Regions from separate parts of the Homo sapiens genome. Here region 1 is linked to region 2. Evidence: chromatin loops called from intact Hi-C (ENCODE). Cell type or tissue: A673. All regions are shown on one strand. Each heading gives the region's core, and the rest is flanking DNA. Links, peaks and the distances in the headings are about the cores only.

Evidence for each region. Peaks named below come from ENCODE experiments on the same cell type or tissue, not always from the same donor. Only the 100,000 strongest peaks of a DNase experiment are listed, where the experiment ranks them.
Region 1: it touches region 2 in a loop (4-fold over the local background); 4 of 110 quality-filtered maps call a loop at or near these places.

What each region holds. Positions count from the first base shown.
Region 1 is chr1:50,076,483-50,087,040 of GRCh38, forward strand. It overlaps a transcript of ELAVL4 not described here. Among named protein-coding and RNA genes, the nearest start is that of ELAVL4, 27 kb to the right of the region's middle. In A673, for the core only: CTCF peaks have their summits at 4,655 (motif pointing left) and 4,860; no DNase peak of the experiment used is centred there.
Region 2 is chr1:48,910,376-48,920,933 of GRCh38, forward strand. The region is part of intron 5 of AGBL4 (AGBL carboxypeptidase 4); the gene reads right to left. Among named protein-coding and RNA genes, the nearest start is that of BEND5, 140 kb to the left of the region's middle. In A673, for the core only: a CTCF peak has its summit at 6,338 (motif pointing right); DNase peaks (open chromatin) are centred at 5,966 and 6,356; H3K27ac peaks cover 802 bases.

The sequences.
Region 1 (10,558 bases), core at 1,133-9,132, 1.2 Mb after region 2:
ATACAAAAACACCATAGTATATATTGTGTTAGGTACTATCTCAGTTTCAGGCATCCACTGAAGGTGTTGGAACATATACCCAGTGGAGAAGAGGGAACTACTGTAGTGTGAGCAGGCTTGCATATTCCAAGGGTCCTGGAGGCAAAAATGTGTAAGGAAATGTCTGACATGAGATAGACCTGGGCCTGGGAAGTGAGTCTGGAGCCTTTAGTCCTATGCAAGAAAGAGGATAAGCTGTGTTCTGTAAGGCCAGGGAGAATGGGAAGAAAGAGAGAGGGGGAGGGGAAATATTTGACGATTATTTAGGGGTATAATGCCTGAACCATAATAGTTGCTTGATAAGCATTTATTGAGTGAATTAAAGTACAATCAGCAGGACTTAGAAAGTCCTGGTGATGAAAGACAAGGAGATGAGTTGTAACCTGTGCAAGTCACTCAACTTCTCTAAGCCTCAGCTCTTCATCTGTGAGAGGGGAAAGCTAAGGGTACTTCCTATTATATTTGTCAAAAATCTCCAGAGAAACAAAGTAAATGGGATGTTTCTCTCTCTCTCTCTCTCTCTCTCATACATATATGTTAGATACATGACCCTATACTGCACAGCTTATCCTCTTTCCTAAAGAAGACTAAAGCCTCCAGATTCACCTCCCAGACCCAGTTCTATCCCATGTTAGATACATGTATATAAGTAGATACATGTGTATATGTATTAGGTGTAGGGGAGACATATAGGGAATTGGCTCACATGATTGCAGAGGGTCACAAATCCCAAAATCTGTAGTCAGCAAGATGGAGACCCAAGACAATTGATGGTATAGTTTTAGTACAGATGCTGGCAGGCTTAAGCCTGGAAAGAGCCAATGTTTCAGTCTGTGTTCAATAGCAGGAAAGAATTGAAGTCTCACCTTAAGACAGTCAGGCAGGAGGAGTTCCCTCTTACTTGAGGGAGGGTTGGCCATTTTGTTCTATTCAGGCCTTCAACTGATTGGATGAGGCCCACCCAAATTAGGGAGGGCAAATGACTTTTTTCCGTCTAGGGAGGGCAAATGACTTTATTCAGTCTACTGAGCCAAATGTTAATCTCATTTAAAACACCTCACAGACATATCTAAATAATATTTGACCAAATATCTGGTCACCCTGTGACCCAGTCAAGTTGATACATAAATTAACTATCATACTTACCCTGCTTGCTGTGAAATGCTGTTAAGTTTTAAAATACTGTACACATGAAAGGAAGTATCACTATTGATTCAAAGAGAAAAGGTTACTTTAATGATAATAGCTTAATTTTATCCAGTGCTTCCCATATCCCAATTATTATTTGGTCTTACTAGCATTATCTCATTTAATTCTCTCAATAACTTTATCCCTCTGTTTACCCGTTAGAGAGTCCATGTCTACAATTGTTGCTGCACACAGATTCCCTGCATTAAGACATGGTGAAGAGGAGCACAGTCTCTGGAGCCAGACTTCCATGGTTTCAATCCCAGCTCTGTCACTAGCCTACATGACCTTGGGAGCAAGTTACTAACTTCTCTGTCCCTGTTTCCTCTTCTCTGAAATGGGATAATTGCAAAGTGCTTAGGACAGAGCCTGGCATTTAGTATACAAATATATACCTTGTGTGTGTGTGTGTGTGTGTGTGTGTGTGTGTGTGTATATAGTATTTGTGTGTTTATATATCTATGTGAATATATTGCAGTAGTAGTGGTGGTGATGACGACAGTGATTACACAGAGAGCAAACTCTCATGCCTTCAGGCACCAGTCAGGTAATATCAGTGTGTGAAGCGATAAATAATAGGTCAATATGGAGTGGGGGAAGTGAGTGGAGAACTAGGGAGTGTCCTCTTAACTTGAAGGCATTAAAATCCAGGAATTTCCAAAACACTACTTGGGCCACCTAAAACTCATTTTTTTTTTACCCTCAGGTTGCCGTCTGCCAAACTGTAATGAGTGTTTCACAAGTACTTCCCTTAACAATTGTGCTAGCAGAGTGGCCCATTTTACAGATGTCAAATTCGAAGCTCACTTACAAGGTAGTCAGTACCAGGGGAAACTGGGACTGAACAAAGGGAACAGAGGTCTGACTCCAAAGCCAGTAGGGCTATTTGGATGGTCTCAAGGTTCCTAGGTGAGTGGAACTGGAACATTCAGTTCGTCCTACTGTCTGTCATCTCTAACCCCTTTGAGGATACGATCTCTCACTGATCTGTGGCAGAGGTAGAGCAAGTGAAAGAGGAAAGGTGCCTGTGGTGCTTGCAGTCTCCCTGGAATGTCTTCTGTGCTCTCCCTGTGCAAATCCCACATCCTGCTGACACCACCCTCTCTTCTCCATTCCCGTGCCTATCACATGTGCGTCTGTTGGTGGCCATGCAGGTTATGGCTGTTTATGTTTGTGATGCTCCTTCCATTGTGAGCTCAGAAGGGTTAGACCCATATTCATTTTTCCATCTCCTACCTGTTTGAGTTTCCATTGAGTACCATCCATTAAATACCATCTGCTGGATCTGAGTTCTAGTTATTATCCATCTCTCATCAAGTGATGAAGTCTGGGTGATTCATTTGCCATCTAAGATGTTCAGTTTCTGCAACTTTTAATTTGTAATTATTTATTATTATTTTTTAGATGGGGTCTTGCTTTGTTGCCCAGACTGGTCTCGAACTCCTGGGCCCAAGAGATCCTCCTGCCTCAGCCTCCCAAGTAGCCAGAGCTACAGGTGTGTGCCACTACACCTAGCTCTCCATCTTTAAAACTGGGATAATAACTGTCACAAGTTGTATTCCCCAGGAAGTAGATTCTGATGTAGACTAGCATGTAGGAGATTTATTAGGGAGCGTTCTTGGGATCATCACAGGGGAAGAGAAGGGAAGGAAGCAGGATCAGGCAAAGGGAGAAGAGAGGTTACAGTACATTTTTAATGAAGGCCTCAGCCCCTTCCATGAGAAGCTCTGAAGCTAAGATAGCCTTTCAAAATAGTCCTGAGTCAGGGTGAGGGTGTCAGGTCTTTATACCCTATGTTGATCACTCACTGGATGTGGACACCTCAAGAAGGGGGCATGACCTTGGGAAAGACAATTCTCTCAGTCAAGGCAGTTTCAAAGAGAGTTGACAGTTGAGGGTTGTCTAAACTAAAGTTATTCTGTTTCAGAGGAGGACTTGGAAGGCATCACAGCCTCCCAGTAACCCAAGAAACCAAGTTGGTTAACCCAGTTACTCAAGTAACAACTTCACAGGAAGGTTGATACATGTAAAAGCATACTGTAAGGTGTTAAACTTAAGGTTTTAGTTGTTGTTAATGTTAAAAGTAATATTACTGGGGCTGGGTAAATACTTCTTCAACTGAGTTGATTCTGTGTTTTTAGAGCAGCTTCTCAATAAAACTCATGCAGTTAGTATACACCCTTGTTTTATTCTTCTCACTTCCCAAAGACACCCTTCTCCCTCTCTCTTTTGTTATTAAGCTCATCTTAAACGTGCGTATGCCATCCTATTTTAAAACCTCTAGGGTTGGTTTGATTTGATTTCCTTTCCACTGAAATGACTGTTCTGAACTCTGACCTTAATCTGGGATGGTTAGAACAGCTGGAAGCACTTTCTTGACTGTCTATCTATCTTCAGACTTTATATTCCATACAGTCTCAGAGAAAGTTTAAGTGCGGTCTTTAAACATTGCTAACATTAACAATTCCCATCAATGAAGTTAACTAAATGTAAATCAGTACTGGCACTAGCATTCCCAACTTTGTACTGATCCTGGATAGGCTTGTAAGGCTCAGACGTCAGAATATCTTAGCAGAAGCTGACAACAGGAAAAATGAATGTTCTAAAGATCAAGAATATTGAGCAACTATGAGTCAATTCCAGGGACTAGCTGCTTATAGAAAAGAACTGTGTATGGGAGTTCAAAGGTGTAATATGTTGTTGATTTCACACACACACACACACACACACTCACACACATACTGATGTGGTCAGGCAATCATTCTCTGAATTCCATCATCATTTGATTTCTCTCAAATATATATGTGTATATATTTCTAACTCACAAATCTCATTGTGTCATTTCCCTGATGAAATATCTTCTGTAGCTCCCTGACATCTCCATCAGAAAATCTAAAGTCTTAGCAAAGCTCTTATGTTCCCTAAATATGCCAGAATTTTTATGCTGCTGTGTCTTTGGGCATGTCGTTTCCTTTCTGCAGAAAGCTTTCTCATTGCTTATGCATCCTTCAGGTCTCAGTTCAGATGTTACCTCCACTGGACAGCCTTCCCTGGCTTCCCCACAATGACACTTGCTGTTCTGTGCTGCCTTTCCTCCAAGACAGTGAGCTGCAGGATGGAAGGAAATAAATTCGTGGACTAGTTGGAGGGGTGAGAAGATCAGGGTAGAGAGAGAATGGGAGAAGTTATATGCAAAGCCTTTGTACTTAAAACTTTCATCTTGCAGAGTCGATACTCGGTTATATGTATCTCTAAAAGTGTGACTTAATATATCTGATATTTCATTTTGTTCTTGGCTTTAAGAAGAACCAGAATCTTTTGATTCAAGGATTAGAAGAGCTTCTAAAGGTAGGCTTTCTGACAAAAGGAAAACTTTCCCCTGACTGCCCTCTTGTGGAGGTGCCAAAATAGCCCAAAGATGGCAAGTCCATAAAATCATCATAAACCTTAATTGAGAGAGCAGTTTTCTGTACTGTCTGTTGTACTGGTTAGTCAAGCTGCCATATGCATATAATTACATATTTTTAAAATTTGAATGTGGCAAGGCATGCCCCAAACTGAATTCAGTTTGTCTCTGGTAAATCAGATGGTTCTTCAAGAATACAGAATACCCAGAGTGAAGGTTATGAACAGCACATGGAGACAGGCCACATGTGATTAAGAGCGGTCTCTGGTGGATGAAGTGCTAGATGCACACTAGCTTTCACTAGCACTTTAAGTTCCATTTCCCCTAGGCTCATGCCATGCCTAAGAATCATCTGCTGACCTATGTTAAAATGCTGATTTCTGAGCCATTCATCCAGATTCTGATTCAGTGTGTCTGGGCTAGAGCCCAGGAATCTGCCTTTAATAAGCACACCAGGGTGATGCTAATGGATGTAGCCCTTTTGAATCTTGCAGTGGGGATGGGTTTTATAGAGTCATTTACATGCTTTTCTACAACTGGGGCAACTTTCTTATTTTATTTTGAAAATTTTTTATTGTTATACTTTAAGTTCTGGGATACATGTGCAGAATGTGCAGGTTTGTTACATAGGTATACACGTGCTATGGTGGTTTGCTGCACCCATCAACCCGTCATCTACATTAGGTATTTCTCCTAAAGCTACCCCTCCCCTAGTACCCCCACCCCCTGACAGGCCCTGGTGTGTGATGTTCCCCTCCCTGTGTCCATGTGTTCTCATTGTTCAACTCCCATTTATGAGTGAGAACATGCAGTGTTTGGTTTTCTGTTCCTGTGTTAGTTTGCTGAGACTGATGGCTTCCAGCTTCATTCATGTCCCTGCAAAGGACATGAACTCGTCCATTTTTATGACTGCATAGTATTCCATGGTGTATATGTGCCACATTTTCTTTATCCAGTCTATCATTGATGGGCATTTGGGTTGGTTCCAAGTCTTTACTATTGTGAACAGTGCCACAATAAACATACATGTGCATGTGTCTTTATAGTGGAATGATTTATAATCCTTTGGATATAAACCCAGTAATGGGATTGCTGGGTCAAATGGTATTTCTGGTTCCAGATCCTTGAGGAATTGCCACACTGTCTTCCACAGTGGTTGAACTAATTTACACTCCTACCATCAGTGTAAAAGCATTCCTATTTCTCCACATCCTCTCCAGCATCTGTTATTTCCTGACTTTTTAAAGATCGCCATTCTAACTGGCATGAGATGGTATTTCATTGTGGTTTTGATTTGTATTTCTCTAATGACCAGTGATGCCTTTTTTCATATGTTTGTTGGCCACATAAATGTCTTCTTTTGAGAAGTGTCTGTTCATATCCTTTGCCCACTTTTTAATGGGGTTGTTTGTTTTTTTCTTGTAAATTTGTTTAAGTTCTTTGTAGATTCTGGGTATTAGCCCTTTGTCAGATGGATAGATTGCAAAAATTTTCTCCTATTCTGTAAGTTGGACTAGGACAACTTTTTATAGAAGTCATGATTTTACCTATTCTCATCTATTGTCTCCATTAGAGCACTCTTTTTAGAACTTATGCCTTGATTTTTGGCTTGAAAGACATGGTCTTCATTTCCATACATGAGATTGCTAGTAAGAATTAGGCATTTGATCTATAACTATGGAACAGACTTTCTTTCCTGTCTCCTTTCCTCCTTCCCTCCTTTTCTCTGTAGCTACCTACCTGTCTGCCTAACTATGTACCTATGTACCTACCCACCTGTATTTACAAACCAACCTTCATTGTGCCTTGTACCCAGTGAACCAATGTGAACTTCAGAAAAGCCAGCCTTTCAGAATGGGGATTACCCTGGGATTTTGACCTTTTTGATAGGGAAAGATGAAAAAGCATTGGCCAGGAAGTTTAGCTCTCCTAGAGAATAATACCAACAGCCATTTTTTTAAGATATGGAGTCTCACTCTCACTCAGGCTGGAGTGCATTGGCATGATCATAATGCCCTGTAGCCTCAAACTCCTGGGCTCAAGTGATCTTCCCACGTAATCCTCCTGAGTAGCTGGGAATACAAGCACACAACACTTTACCTGACTAATATTTTTTATTTTTTTTATTTTTTGAGACACTGGGTATTGGTTTGTTGTCCTGGCTTGTCTCAAACCCCCAATGTCAAGTGATCCTCCCAACTCAGCCTCCCCCAACTGCCATTTCTTGAACACCTGCCAGATACCAGGCATTCTATAAGACTTTTTAGGTACATTATTACTAATTCATCAAAGTAGTTCACAGGTGAGGAAATTGGAAGCTTAAAGAGGTTATGTACTATGTAAGTCATCTAGAGTCTTTAAGGTTGAACTATAACTTGAATCAGGTATGTCTGACTTCAAAGCTCCTTCCTCTCTCACTGGATGAGCATGTATCTAACTACCTGCAGGTGGATACCAATGGTCATCAGCCTTCTCTGGGTCTACTAGTTAGTTTTGTTGTCATTAAACATAAAATTTGGGGAGAAAACTCCATATTCAAAAAAGTAAGTTAGCAAATCAAGCATTTCTCCAGGGCACAGCTGCTATTTTCCCACTTTCTGAGAAATCTGAAAATCAGTATTGAAATAGAAAGGAAAAGAATGCTTACTGTGAATTTTTAGAAGTTTCTGAAGATTGTTTTAGGACCACACTGGGCAGCCACGTATCTTAATTTTGCATTTTGTAAAGAACCTGTGGCATTGTTGACACTCCTGAAAGGTCAATAACTACTTGTTTGGTATTTCAAGTTAATTGTGAGTTTCTGCATTTTGCATAGCTGAGTCTTTATTGTTAAAAGGTCCCTCATAAATGTTGCATTCCCCTCATTGTTGAGAGCTGCCTTGAATGCCTAGTAGGCCAATGGAAATACATTTGTTGCAGTGGAAAGGCATTTGACTTAACACAGCGTAATTAATTTTTCTTTAGCCATCAGGACATTTTTAAAAATCAAGTTTGTGTTTTTCTGATTATGAAAGAAGCACATGTTCAGTGTTAACAATTAGGAACATATAAAACAGTATAAAGATGATAAATCATCCATGATCTTCTTACCCAAGAGTAATTATAGTAGTAATTTTTTTAAAGTTCTTTAAATAAGGCATGTTTACCATGTGTCAACTCTGTTGTAGGGTAGGTGACATAATTCTAATTTTATAGATTTGGTAACTAAGCTTAGAAAGGTTAAATAATTGTCCTGCTTAGTTTACAACATTCTGTTTTCCCCTAGTTCCAAAGCCTATACTGTCCCACATAACCACTGTTAACATTCTAGATTGTTTCCTCCAAGTCTTTTTTTATGCATATTTTTTCATGGCTGAGATCATACTGTGAACACAGTTTTGACCCTCCCATTTACCCTTCACATAATGGTATAAGCATTTTCCTTATATAATATGGCTCTGCCTCCCTCCCTGCCTTCATCTCATACCTGCCCCCTTCTGTCTTGTATGCCACACTCCAGTCACATTGGCCTTTTTTCTGTTCGTGGAACAAGTCAAGAATGTTCTTGCCTTGGGACCTTTGCACTGGCCATTTCCTCTGCCTCAAACACTCTTGTCTTAGATCTTAATGGCTCATTGGTTAGTTTTTTCTCATCCTTTAGGTAGGTGTCAGCTTCAATATATAGGTTTTCCCTGAAAGTCTTATCTCACATAGGTCCTGTTTTCTTTCTTAGCACTTGGTGGATTTCCTTCATAGCACTTCTTATAACTTACCATTAGTTCATTTTATTTGCCTTTTTATTGTGTTATTGTATCACCTTCACCTTTATAGGTCTGGGCCTAACATGGGCTTATACATGATGCTGCATTGAACATTTTTCTATATAAAACACTTTCTCTATCATTATGATAGTTTCATAGAAGTTCAAACTAGATCAAAGTGTAGGAACATTTTGAGGGCTCTTGCTTCACATTACTGCAAAAATTTCATCCCAGCATCCCAAAGTGTATACAACTATAAGCACTGTGTGGGGGTGCCAGTTTCACTGCATCCTTGCCAGCATCATCAGTTTTTAAAGTCTTAGCTATTTTGATAGGTGACTTAAACCATGCCTGCACACTGTAGGTGCTCAGTAAATTTCATTTGCTAAAGAGATGATATATAAAGTTGACATTTGGCCAGAGTTCCAAGAACACACACATCCTTTCCTGGACTCCTTTTCCTTTGAGGTCACACAGAGAATGTAATACAGAGAACAGCAGTAGCCAGTGCCATGGCGTACACCTATAATCACAGCACTTTGGGAGGCCAAGGTAGGAGGATGGCTTGTGGCCAAGGGTTCTAGAGAAGAGCGGCAAGTAGAGGTGCCCAGATTGGCTCTATTTTCAGCCTTCATAATCTGGGCAGGATCTTCTGAAAACTTTATTTTGCTAGGCCTAGAGGTAGCCATTGTCTAAAAATACAGTTGCCCCTTGCTCCTTTTCCTCTAAATCTATATCCAAATAGTAAGGAAGGACCTATTCAGAGCAAAGAAAGCATATTTGCGTTGTCATTGCTGGCATAGACCTGTCCAAATGCCATTTCAATATTATCTCCTTGACAGATGAGGTACCATTTTTATTCAGATATCTAATTAGCAATCGCTTTAAAAATTCATCATATTTAATGCATGGCATAGTAAATACTTTATCCTCTGAGACTTTAACCCAATATAAAGCTCTTGAACCTGACTGTATTTACAGCTGCAAGCCTCCTTCTTAGGGAGGCAGCGAAGGGGGAGATAGATGCAGAGATATCCCCTTAGCATTATTTTCATGTATGAGTTTTAAAACTAGTTGTGAGGGTAGATGTTTTCCCACATGTTTGTTCACCAGTTGTAAGTCCTATTTGGGGTAACTGTTCATGTGTTTTGTCTGAGTCTGTATTGTGTTTTGTAATACATTTATGTGAGTGCTTTAAGTAGTAAAAGCAGTGATCTTTTTTTTTGTATCTTTGGTAAATATTTTTCCAGCTTGTCTTCCCTGAAACTTTTTCTGTTTTAGACTTCCTGAAGTTTTAAATGTACATGTAGGCCATTCCGTCAATATTTTTCCTTGTTAATTGCTTTTAAGCTTATAAGAGTCCAAGATTGGCTAATGGGTTACTTTTTTTTCCTAGTTATTTTATGGTTTGATAAGCATGTCTTGCTTAGAAGGTCCTTTCTACTTGTATAAAGGAATGTTGAAATTGTATGAAATGTAAATACCTGGTTCCACAGCATTTTCCTTGAAATTGGGAAATTTTTCTAGTTTGGCTTTGAAAAAAATAGATTTCAAAATAAGGTATAACTAGATAAGATTTAAAGGTATTTCTTTGTTTAGTTCCTTGGAACCATTCAGCTTTTATATATATATATATATATATATACTCTCTCTGCTCTGCCTCCTGGAATAGTATGCGGAGGAACCCTTTAGCATACTAATATAATAAGGATGCTTTTTATGGCTTAAGAGATCTTGGGAATCCTTGGGAAATTGTTCAGTGACTCTCTGCAATGGAATTAATGTTTTAAACCCAGAAGCATGCATTCTATATAAGAGATATATTTTCAGAGCTCTTCTTGCTATGAGCTTTCCAACCCTTGCCTCCTACCACCCTGGGAGTGGTGCACCCTCCACACCCCGCACCCTCCACCCCCAGATAATTGGATTGGAGCTAGTGTTCTTTGTTGTTTGCTTTTCAGAGAGGGGTGGTTGTGTATTATATTCTGGAAGGAATAGGTACTGCTGTAGTGTGAGTGCATTCTCTCGGGGACTCTGCAGATCCAAGGCCAGTTCTTCATTCTGAGCCCCTCAAGTCACTCCTTGGCCTCTGCTGTTCTTTAGCTAAAGGAAGAGATTCCCATTGTTCCCATCTATTTTTCCAAAGGGAGAATGCCAGTACTGAGGAAGAGGGTGGGCTTAGAGA
Region 2 (10,558 bases), core at 1,379-9,378:
AGTTGAGGCAATAGGATGCTGGTGTTCTCATTGAAGACTTTTGGTGTGGTAGATTCACTAACAGTTATTTTGAGATGCTCCTTAGCTCCTTAAAAGAAGAAAGTCTTTCCACATCACCCAGATGCAGAAAAATATGCAGGCCCCCCAAGAGCTTAAGAAAAACATTCATTAAGACAGACTGTCAAAACAGTCAGCTCGCAACCAAATTTAGGAACTTCACAAACAAGGCATGGGGTGACAGAAGCAAGAGAAAGAATGACAGTTCTGACAGGCTTTTTTTTCTTTTCCCTTCAGTAAACTGCCCGTGGGTGCCCCTGACCACTGGTTTCAGTGTTGAGGCATCCCCGAGGGAAAGACATTCAGGGTAGAAGAGGTGGCCGTAATTGCTGCTTGTCATTAATATTTTTACCAAATGGATTTCTCCATATGGCAGTTCCTTTCTGTCATGGGTTATTTATAATCCTTCCAATCTTTACCACCAAAGCTAATCTATACCACATTAGTAAAAACATTCCTAGGCCATTGAGTTGAGTTCCCTTATTTTATTTCCAGGAGGCAGGGCTATTAAAGTGAAGGCTGAATAAGCACAGACCTGCATGTGGCTTTGTTGGCTAATATCAAATAGGATTCTTGGATGTTTCTGGACAGAACTGGTTTTTTGATCAGTTTTGTGTGACCCTTTAAAAAAGAATGGAGCCTGTTTCTGATCCCATCAAGCTCATTCATCTTTCATTTGAACTTACTTCTGAAAATTCTATTCTCCCATTTATTGTCTCATTTAGTATTGATGAGCTCCTGCTTTATGTCAGGTCCTGTGCTAGGCACTGGGACTGAAAGAAGAATAGGACATACTTCCTGCTTATGAGGAGTCCTAGCTCCTCCACTAGCTAGCAGGTGATCTTGTTTAAGAGACTTCATCTCTCTGTCTTCTTGTCTATAAATTAGAAATCATAAGGACCTGGCCGGGCGTGGTGGCTCATGCCTGTAATCCCAGCACTTTGGGAGGCTGAGGCGGGTGGATCACGAGGTCAGGAGATCGAGACCATCCTGGCTAACACGGTGAAACCCCGTCTCTACTAAAAAAAATACAAAAAATTAGCCAGGCGTGGTGGTGGGTGCCTGTAGTCCCAGCTACTCTGGAGGCTGAGGCAGGAGAATGGCGTGAACCCGGGAGGCAGAGATTGCAGTGAGCTGAGATCACGCCACTGCACTCCAGCCTGGATGACTGAGCAAAACTCCGTCTCAAAAAAAAAAAAAAAAAAAATCATAAGGACCAACTTATAGGTTATTGAAAGGATAAACAGGAGATTGCATGACAGATATTTAACCCAACACCTAACACATTATAAGCACTCATATATGGTAGTTACTGTCATCCAAATTATTATAGTTCATATTATTAGCAATGGCTGGCTCCAGTGCTACCTTCTTTGAAATATTTTCACCAATTTTGCCAGTTAAAAGTAATTTCTCCTTTTCCTTTCCTTAGGGTTCTACAGCATATTGGACCCTGAGTTACTACTTATTTTATTCATCTTCTGTTATAAATAATTGCATTATTTTTATAATTGCATCTTCTGTTATAAACAATTTCGATAAACTGTGAACTGCTTGAGGGCAGAGATCATTTCTCATTTCCCTCTATTTAATATTAATTCACTCATTCACTCATTCATTCATGTAAAGAGCATATACTGAGCATCTGTGATATGCCAGACACTATGCTAGCCACGGAAAATATAGGGAACAATCATAATAAAACCATGGTCTAGTTCTCGCTATCATGTTTAGTGGTTGTAGGGTAAACACACCTGACAGCAACAATGTAAGCATACCCTTAGATTTATCCTGTATAGCATCGGTACCTGAATATGTGTTCCATGCTAGGGAATCCAGGAGTGGCCAGCCTGGAGATTTGTTGCTTATCTATGACAAACATCTGAACCACCAGCTCATCCCATTGAGCACAAGCCATACAGAGGATTGAGGAGTTGGTTTGGGGTTAAATGAAGGTTGCCAGTTGAAGATTGCTAGAGGGAGAGTGTTAAGCAAAAATGCTGTTTGCAGGCAGTTATGGTTTTCCTGCCCAGGACGTTGCCATTGGGTTATGTTGTCCAGACCACTGCCACTGGGCTGTAGGAAGGCAGATATGATGTTGTTCAGCCTGCTGCCACTGGACTGTATGTAAGGTGGATATGTTGTCCAGCCCACTGCCAATGGACTGTATGCAAGGCAGATATCTGGTCCAGCTCACTGCCATTGCACCATTTCTGTACATAAGGTGGTTTCCTGTCCAGCCACTGGGCTCTCTCCCCTGTATGTAAGCCCCTAATGAAACCTCATGTCTTGTTTGCTAGCTTTGGGTCTCTTCTTTGGCCTCTTCAACCTAGTGCCTTCCCTATTGAGGTTACTAGGAGCTTGGCACAACAGTTGTGGAGACAGATAAACAGCCTGACCAGCCTATGAAAGGAGTAGGAATAGGGGTCTATTAGAATAAACGTAAGGGATAATAAACTCAGACCATAAGAGTCAGTGAAAGTGTCCTAAAGGAAGTAGCATATAAACTTAATTCTGAGGGTCAAGTAGGAGACAGCTAGGATAGGGTGAAAGGGGCAAGGAAAATATTTCTGACAAAGGAAAGATCCAGAGGGAAAAGAAAGCAAGATGCATTCAAATAACTATGAAGTTTTATATCACTACAGGAAGAAATGTAAAGAGGAGAGGAGTGAGATGAGTTGAAGATGTAGGAAACACTGGATCATGCAAGACCTTGGAAGCCACGTTAAAAAGAATATGGGAAGTCACCAGAGGGTTTTAAGCAGGGGAGTGACATGATGGTCATCTAAACTAGAGTGGTGGAGAGGTAATGGGGGAAAGGACATTTTTGGAAGATCAGAATCAATACAAGTGAGTGATTGAGTCCTGTTGCTGTTGAGGATGGGGGAGTGAGAGGAGTCATAGATAGCTTAAGGCAGAAGTCCCCAAATCCCAGTTCTGTGTCCTGTTAGGAACTGGGATGCACAGCAGGAGGTGAGCGGCGGGCTAGAGAGCAAAGCTTCATCTGTATTTACAGCCCCTCCTCATCACTCACATTACCATCTGATCTCCACCTCCTGTCAGATCAACAGCAGCCTTAGATTCTCATAGGAGCGTGAACCCTATTGTGAACTGCACATGTGAAGGATCTAGGTTGTGGGCTCCTTATGAGAATCTAATGCCTGATGATCTGTTACTGCCTCCCATCACCCCCAGATGGGACTGTTTTAGTTGCAGGAAAACAAGCTCAGGGCTCCCACTAATTATTATGGTAAGTTGTATACTTATTTCATTACATGTTACAAAGTAATATTAATAGAAATAAAGTGCACAAAAAATGTAATGTGCTTGAAACATCCCAAAACCATCCCTCGCCCTGACCTAGTCTGTGGAAAAGTTGTCTTCCACAAAACTGGTCTCTGGTGCCAGAGAGGTTGGGGACTGCTGGCTTAAGGGTTTCTGGATCCAAGTAGATTGTCATGGGATTTTCATACCCGTGGAAGAAGGGTTGGTTTCGAATCTGGGGAAAGATAATGAGTCCTGTTTTAAAACACATTTCAGGTGCCTGAGATATCACAGTGGAGATATCAAGTGGGAAGTTGGAGGAAAGATTGGGAGTTCAAGAAAAAACAAAGTAGCAAAGCACAGATTTGAGTGTCTGCTGCAGAGAAATGATAATTGAAGCCACGAGAGGGGATCAGATCATACAAGAAGGCTGTGGAGAACGAGAAGAGAAGGCAGCCTAGGACGGAACCCTGAAGAATTCTAAGATTTGAACATTAGATAAGAATTGCTAACAAAACTGACTGGAAGGGTGTGGTGGAGGAGATAGAAGGGCACTCAGCAGAATGCTATGTCACAGTAGCCTATGGAAAATAGTGTTTCCAGATGAAGAGGATGGTCAGCAGTGTCATTAAAAAAACAGAACAGCATTTGCTGACCTTGACCAGAGAAGCTTCTGTAAAGTTGAGTGGGGCAGATGCCAATCTGTAAAGGATTGAGGAATTAGTGTGAAATGAGGGAGTGGAGGTAGCAAATATAGTAAATTCTTTTAAATAACTTTGTGAAAGAAAAGTCAGCAAACCTAGAGGGGACATGGGGTTAAGAAAGTTATTTTTTGTTTTATTTTAATATGGAAGAGACTTTACCAAAGCTGATGTGAAGGCAGTTCTCCTTCATAACACAGGCATGTAGTTAATACTATGTTTATAAAATGTTCTTTTGTTCATTCTCTCATGTCCTAGAAGCCTTGTGAGTTGGGTGGAAGAAGGACTGTTAACCAGTTTTTTAGTTGATGTTGTTAAATAGATGAGGAAAGTCAAGCACTAAAAAGAGAGACTTTGCCTGCACTCACCCAGTAGGTTAGTGCAGAGGCAAGACAAGTGTAGTGCCCAACACTGTCTGACACATAAGGAAGAGGAAGAGGAAGAGTTCAGGGTTTCTCAGAAAATGTCAGACTTTGAGCCAAGAACTTTCATATATCTCAGTATTTCTCTACCCAGGCTGCACATTACAATCACCTGCAAAGATTTAAAAAATATCAAAGATCTGACCCCACACTAAACCAATTAAATCAGTCTTACACTGGAAGTCCAAATTCCTCTGTAAAGCAGACTGATTCGTCCGTGAGGAAATCTCTATCGTGTTATTTTTCTGTTTTACTTATTTGTTATTTATTATTACCTGGAGTATGAAAAAGAAACATTTTAGCATGACATTCAAGACTTTGTACTAACCTCTTCAGCTTCATCTCTTCTAATCCTCACATTCCTGAAGATACTACCCATTCTCCCCACATTTCAGCCTCCATAAATCTTTTGTTGCATTTGGAACATGCTATGGCTTTTTGTACCACTATGCCTTGGTACATGCTGTTCACCTTTTCTGTTGCTGGTGAAGTCCTAGTCATCCTTCAAGGCCAGCTCAAATGCCACTGTCTTTGGGAAATTTTTGGTCTTCTTGACTATACAGGGACAGTTAATTACATAGTTATTTGTACTTTTGGAACATTGTCCCCACTCCTGTAGCACAGAAAAGTATTTTCCTATTTGTTTATATCTCCCATCTCCAGCCTGTGCTAGCTTTGAGCCCAGGGACTGTCTTGGTCACTGTGATATCACCAATATGTGGCATAATGCTTGGCACTTGTTAGTGCTCAATAAACACTAAAAAACGTGGTTCTCATAGTGTGTTCCCTTGGTCAGCGGAATCAGCATCACCTGGGAACTTGTTAGAAACGTAAGTTCTTAGGCTAATCCCAGATCTACTGAATTAAAAATACTGGGAGTGGGGTCTAGCTCTCCAGGTGATTCTGACGCATACTCAAGTTTGTGAACTGCTGTACTAAAGGATAGAAGGAATCAAAGAGGATTTCTCTGTGAGAAACAAGAGGGAAGGTCTCCCAGGGAAGGAAGCCTTTGGATTGGGCCTGATAGGGGTAAGATTTAGATACTAAGAAATAAAAGAAATAAAATAAAAAAAATTAAATTTTTCTCTCTGAAAGAGAAAAATGTAAGAACAAAGCAAGGAGATACAGAAGTATAGTGCATGGTCAGGCAATGCTGTTGGGCCTAGCTGCCTTGAGCCTAGAGAGAGTGGAAGAAAGTAAAGGAAGATCAGTTTGTTAATCAGCAGCTTCTCTCACTGGCCCATAAGTTCTTCCACAACAGGAACTGTGTTTGTTTTAGCCATATATCCTGATATCTGGCCCAGGGCAAGGGCTTAGTGAATGTTTGATGAATGATTGACTGAAGGCAGCTTGACTGAAGAAGAATGTCAGAGAAATAGACGTTCTGCGAGATCAGCCATATCATGCAACTGTTCCTGAAAAGGAAAGTACAGGGAAAATGGTTCCCCTGCAGTTAGAGCATAAACTTTCCCATCTGGCTCCATCTAGTGTCCTAATGGGCAGATTTCTGATCTAGGACATCTCTAGCCACAGAGGAAACATGCTCTACTCACTTTGTTATGCTGCAGGCACAGGGAGGAGAGGGAGGCGGGGCAACTGGGGTACTCAGGCCCTGTGCTTACTCCACAGCTTCAGATTGAAAACAACTTTAGGTCTGAGATTTCTTGATATTTCTAATTTGCTTATTTCAGTTAAATTTCCTGTAGTTCCGTTTTTTGTGTGTGTGTGACACACACACACACACACAGATACCTTTCTTGCATTTGATGTTTCCTTGTTCAAAAAAACCTGTGACTGATGAGAGACAAGCCTTGCTGATGCCAAATTCCAAAGGCTGTGCACTCAGAATCTTGAATTTCCATATCAGGGCATTTGTGACAGGTTTTGGTCATGTTCTGTAACCTCCACCAGGGGGTATCCCAGACTCTAGCAAAGTAGCATGAAGCCTAGGACTTGGGAAGGGGTCGTTTTTCTTTAAGGGTGATTAATAAATTATTGTCAATGCCTTTGATAAGGATTGAATGAGTGCTATTCTAAGGAAATAATCAGAGATGCAAAGAAAAGAGGTTGGTAAGAAATACAGTGACTGATATGTTGACTTGTAGAATTAGCAGCAATTTAAATTTAAATTCTATTTGTATAAATTTTCTATAATGAATGTTTATATTTAAAATATGAAATTACATTAAGAATTCAGCAGTAGCAGAAAAAGAAGGAAAATGTTAGGAGATGAAGAGAGGGATATTAGTCATTTTGGGGAGATGCAATCAAGTAGAAAATATGTAGTTCTAGTAGTTTGGGAAAACGTATTTTGCCAATATTACCCAGTATAATCCAGGACCTGTTCTTATTGCTGACCAAGAGGTCACATATTTGATGTTTTAATGAACTATTTTTTAAAGGATTAATTTATTTAAAATTATTATTTATAAAATACATTTATTTAAAAATAATTCCTACTTTTAAAATAATTAAATAAAATTAATTTGTACTTCGTTAGGCAATTTAGTTTTCAAGACCAAGATGCTACCTATGAGACAATAGATGTGTAGGCTGGTTGAAATGTTTAACCAGCTAAGCTGGAGGTAGAAAAAAAAATCACACATTTTTGATAATATTTATCCTTAATGAGCCCTCTATGAATACATCATTTACCTAGCAGCTGTACTATCCCAGATATTTTCACATAAATCTCACAAAACTCCCATGAACAAATCTTGACAGATATGCCACAATCCTTTTGCCTAAAAGAACACTGTCTCAAAACTGGCAGGTCAAGAAAGATTTGCTGGTACTTCTTAAGTGCCTCAAACTGACATTGTGCCTGTCCTCTCACAGATTTATATCAACAAATGTTCATAATGATATTTTGATATAGATGCTGTTAGCTTTGTTTTGTATATGAAAAAATTGGGGCTCAGAGAGGTGAAATGACTTCCCTAAGGTCATACAGCTAGTACACAAGTAGCAAAACCTGGTTGAAACAGATTTGTCCACTTGCAAACCCAGGTACTTCCTACTATATTCATCATTTTTATAGGGATCACCTCCAGGGGATGATTAAAAGGATAGAGGAAGAGAGGCAGTGACTGAAGCTCTCAGGAAGCACCACTGTGGCCCAGCTTCTGCTTTGCACTCCAGTGACCTTGAGGTTGAAAGGGACAAAGGAGCAGACTCCCCTGATGCTCCGTGATGAGTCAAGGGTAAAGGCAGCTCTCAGGGAAACAGCTGGCCTTTCTCCAGCAGCCAGGCCTGGGAGATAAACAGATCAATGCGGACACTCACCTCCACCTAATGAGCTAATGGCGCAGCCGGGGCACTGCCTTATTGGATTGCTGGTCGTGCTGACAAGCCTAGAGTTAAGCAGGTCCACTGCAGGGGTGGGGGCCTCATTATCCCCCAGCTCCTAGGGAGATCCAGTTCCTTCATATGAAAGCTAGGAATGCCTTGTTCCTTTATTTGTTTGTTCATTCGTTTGTTTGTGTGTGTTTGTTTTTACTCATTCTCCTATGACAATGTTGAGATTTGATAGGATGATGTCAGTGACCTTTCTGCTTTGTGGACCAAGTGTCACAGATGACGGAAACAACTGCCCTCCAAAGAGGCAGCCTGGTGTGTTGCTGCAATGGGCTGAATGTTTGTGTTCCTCCGAAATTTATGTTGAAATCCTAACCTCCAATGTGATGGCATTATGAAGCAGGGCCTTTGGGAGGTAATTAGGTCATCAGGGTAGAGCACTCACAAGTGGGATTAGTGCCCTTATAAAGGGACCCCAGAGAGCTAGCTAGCCATGTTGGGATACAACAAGAAGATGGCAGTCTGTGACCTGGAATAGGCCTCTCACCGAAACCTGACCATGCTGGCATTGTGATCTTGGACTTTCAGCCCCCAGAACTGTGAGAAATTGTTGTTTAGATGTCACCCAGTCTATGGTACTTCCATAGTAGCCTGGACTAAGACAGTTGCTAGGAGCCCTCACCTGGGCGTCAGCACAGCTGTATACCAATTTCATAGTGACTCATTGTGGACTTGAGGTACCTCTCTGCATCTCTCTTGAGTGGCCAGGAAAAGCTGCCTAGGGTTGGGTTCTGGGTCAGGTATCTCCCCAAGTCCCCTTCTCTGAATATTCAGATCTCTGAAGGCAGACCTGCTGTTTGCTGCACATGTACAAAAAGATCAAGGAGCTGAGCAGTCTCCATAATAGAAGGAAGCCAGGTAGGCCACTGGACTCACTCCAAGTCTGGAGAAAATAAACTGTAGTCACAGAGGCATTCTTTGAGCCTATTTTAAAATAGGAGCTTTATATTTGTTCTTTTCTAAGAAGTCTTCAGAGGGATTTTGGTCTAAAAGTGTCTGTAGGGATGAACTATCTCAGTGGTTTACAAATTCTTTAAGCTATGGAACTCTCTGTACAGAAAAAATTACATTCAAAGCCCATAGCATAAAATAGATGCAGTTGGCTGGGATGTTGTTAAGGCTCCATGGACCACAATTTGAAAATCACTAATCTATTTCAGGTCTTACATTTACCTGCTGCTGGTGAAGCTTTGACCAAACTTGGTCTCCTGGTCCATAGTCCAGTGCTCTTTCTCATATACACATTGCCTGATTTATGCACTCTGAATTTATTCCCCATCCAAGCAATATTAACTGAGATTCTACTATGTTGAATCTATTAAGGGAATCACCAGCAACACATCATTCAAGTCTACAAAGAGCTCACAGACCACCAATGCACAGGTCAAAGAAAGAAAGTCAGACACCTACAAATGGGTTAGATCAGGGTTTCTCAACACCAGCAGTACTGACAATGTGGATCGGGTAACTCCTCACTATGGGAGGCTGTCTTATGCATTGTAGGATGTTTAGCAGCATGCATGGCTCTTACCCACTAGATGCCAGTAACACCCCCTCCTCTCAAGTGTTGACAATCAAAAATGTCTCTAGACATTGCCAAATGTTTCTTGAGGAAAAAGGGGCAAAATTACCTCCAGTCAAAAACCACTGGGTTACTTAAGAGAACAACATAAGGGATCTCACTGGGTTGTATAAAATTAAAGGTCAGGTAAGCAGTGAAGACAAGTGTTGCAAGAACTCTGAGAAAAAGAAATCCTTCTTCTCTTGTGTTGCTCAGTATATGTAATCCATGCTGCCAGAAAAAAACTTTTGTTTGCTAGAAAAAGGATGGGGTATGGGAAGAAGCCATTGCCTGTATGATGATATGAGCCCAGTGGTAAAAAAGAAGGGGCAGACTCTTGGCTGAAGATAGATTGGCTCTGGTAGGTGAATACCATTGTTCTGTCACCCTATGCAATCATAAAGATTGCCTGTAGACTTCCCATGCAGCTGTCAGGCCAGGAAATTCCTCACTGTGCCACTAATTTATAGTATGACATTGGCCACATCCCTTTCCCTACTGAACTTTGGTTTCCTCATCTGTAACAAGATAAAAAGTGGGGACTGTAGTTTCACCAGTGATCCATAAATTCCCTCCTAGCTCCCAGGATTTCATTCTCTAATTTTTGCTACAATTCTAGAAAGATTGTCAGGCCAATGGCTACTTGATCTTAGGCCTTCTCTGCTACATCTGAAAGCCTACTTCCTCAGGCAGATTCTAGAGATAAATATAAGGGGAGTTTACGCTCCTATCCATACCTTGGAATTATAATGATGATGATAGTGATTCACCTTCATATGCAGCTTTATAGTTTATAAAGCACCTTCAGGTGTGATATTTACATACATGATCTTAAAAACAACCCTATGAGGTAAGAATAATTACTGCCACTTCATGGACAAGAAAATCAATGTTCAGAAAGGCTGAGTGCCTTGCTTAAGGTCGCTAAGGTCACGTAGACCTGCCTGACTTCAAACACCTTGCTGTTTGAGGTGTACCCAGCTGCCTGTGCTTCCGCATGTTGGAAACTATCCCTCCAAGTCTCCTAGAGATAGGCCAACTGACTAAGACACTCAGGCTGGATAGGGAGGGAAGAGACAATTTGCTGAGAATACCATGCTGACTGTGGTAGTGGCAACAGAACTGGCTGAACAAGTGCCAAGCCATGTGCTTTGAAAGGGATTGAAAAAAGGAAAAAAAAAAATCTTCCCACTGTT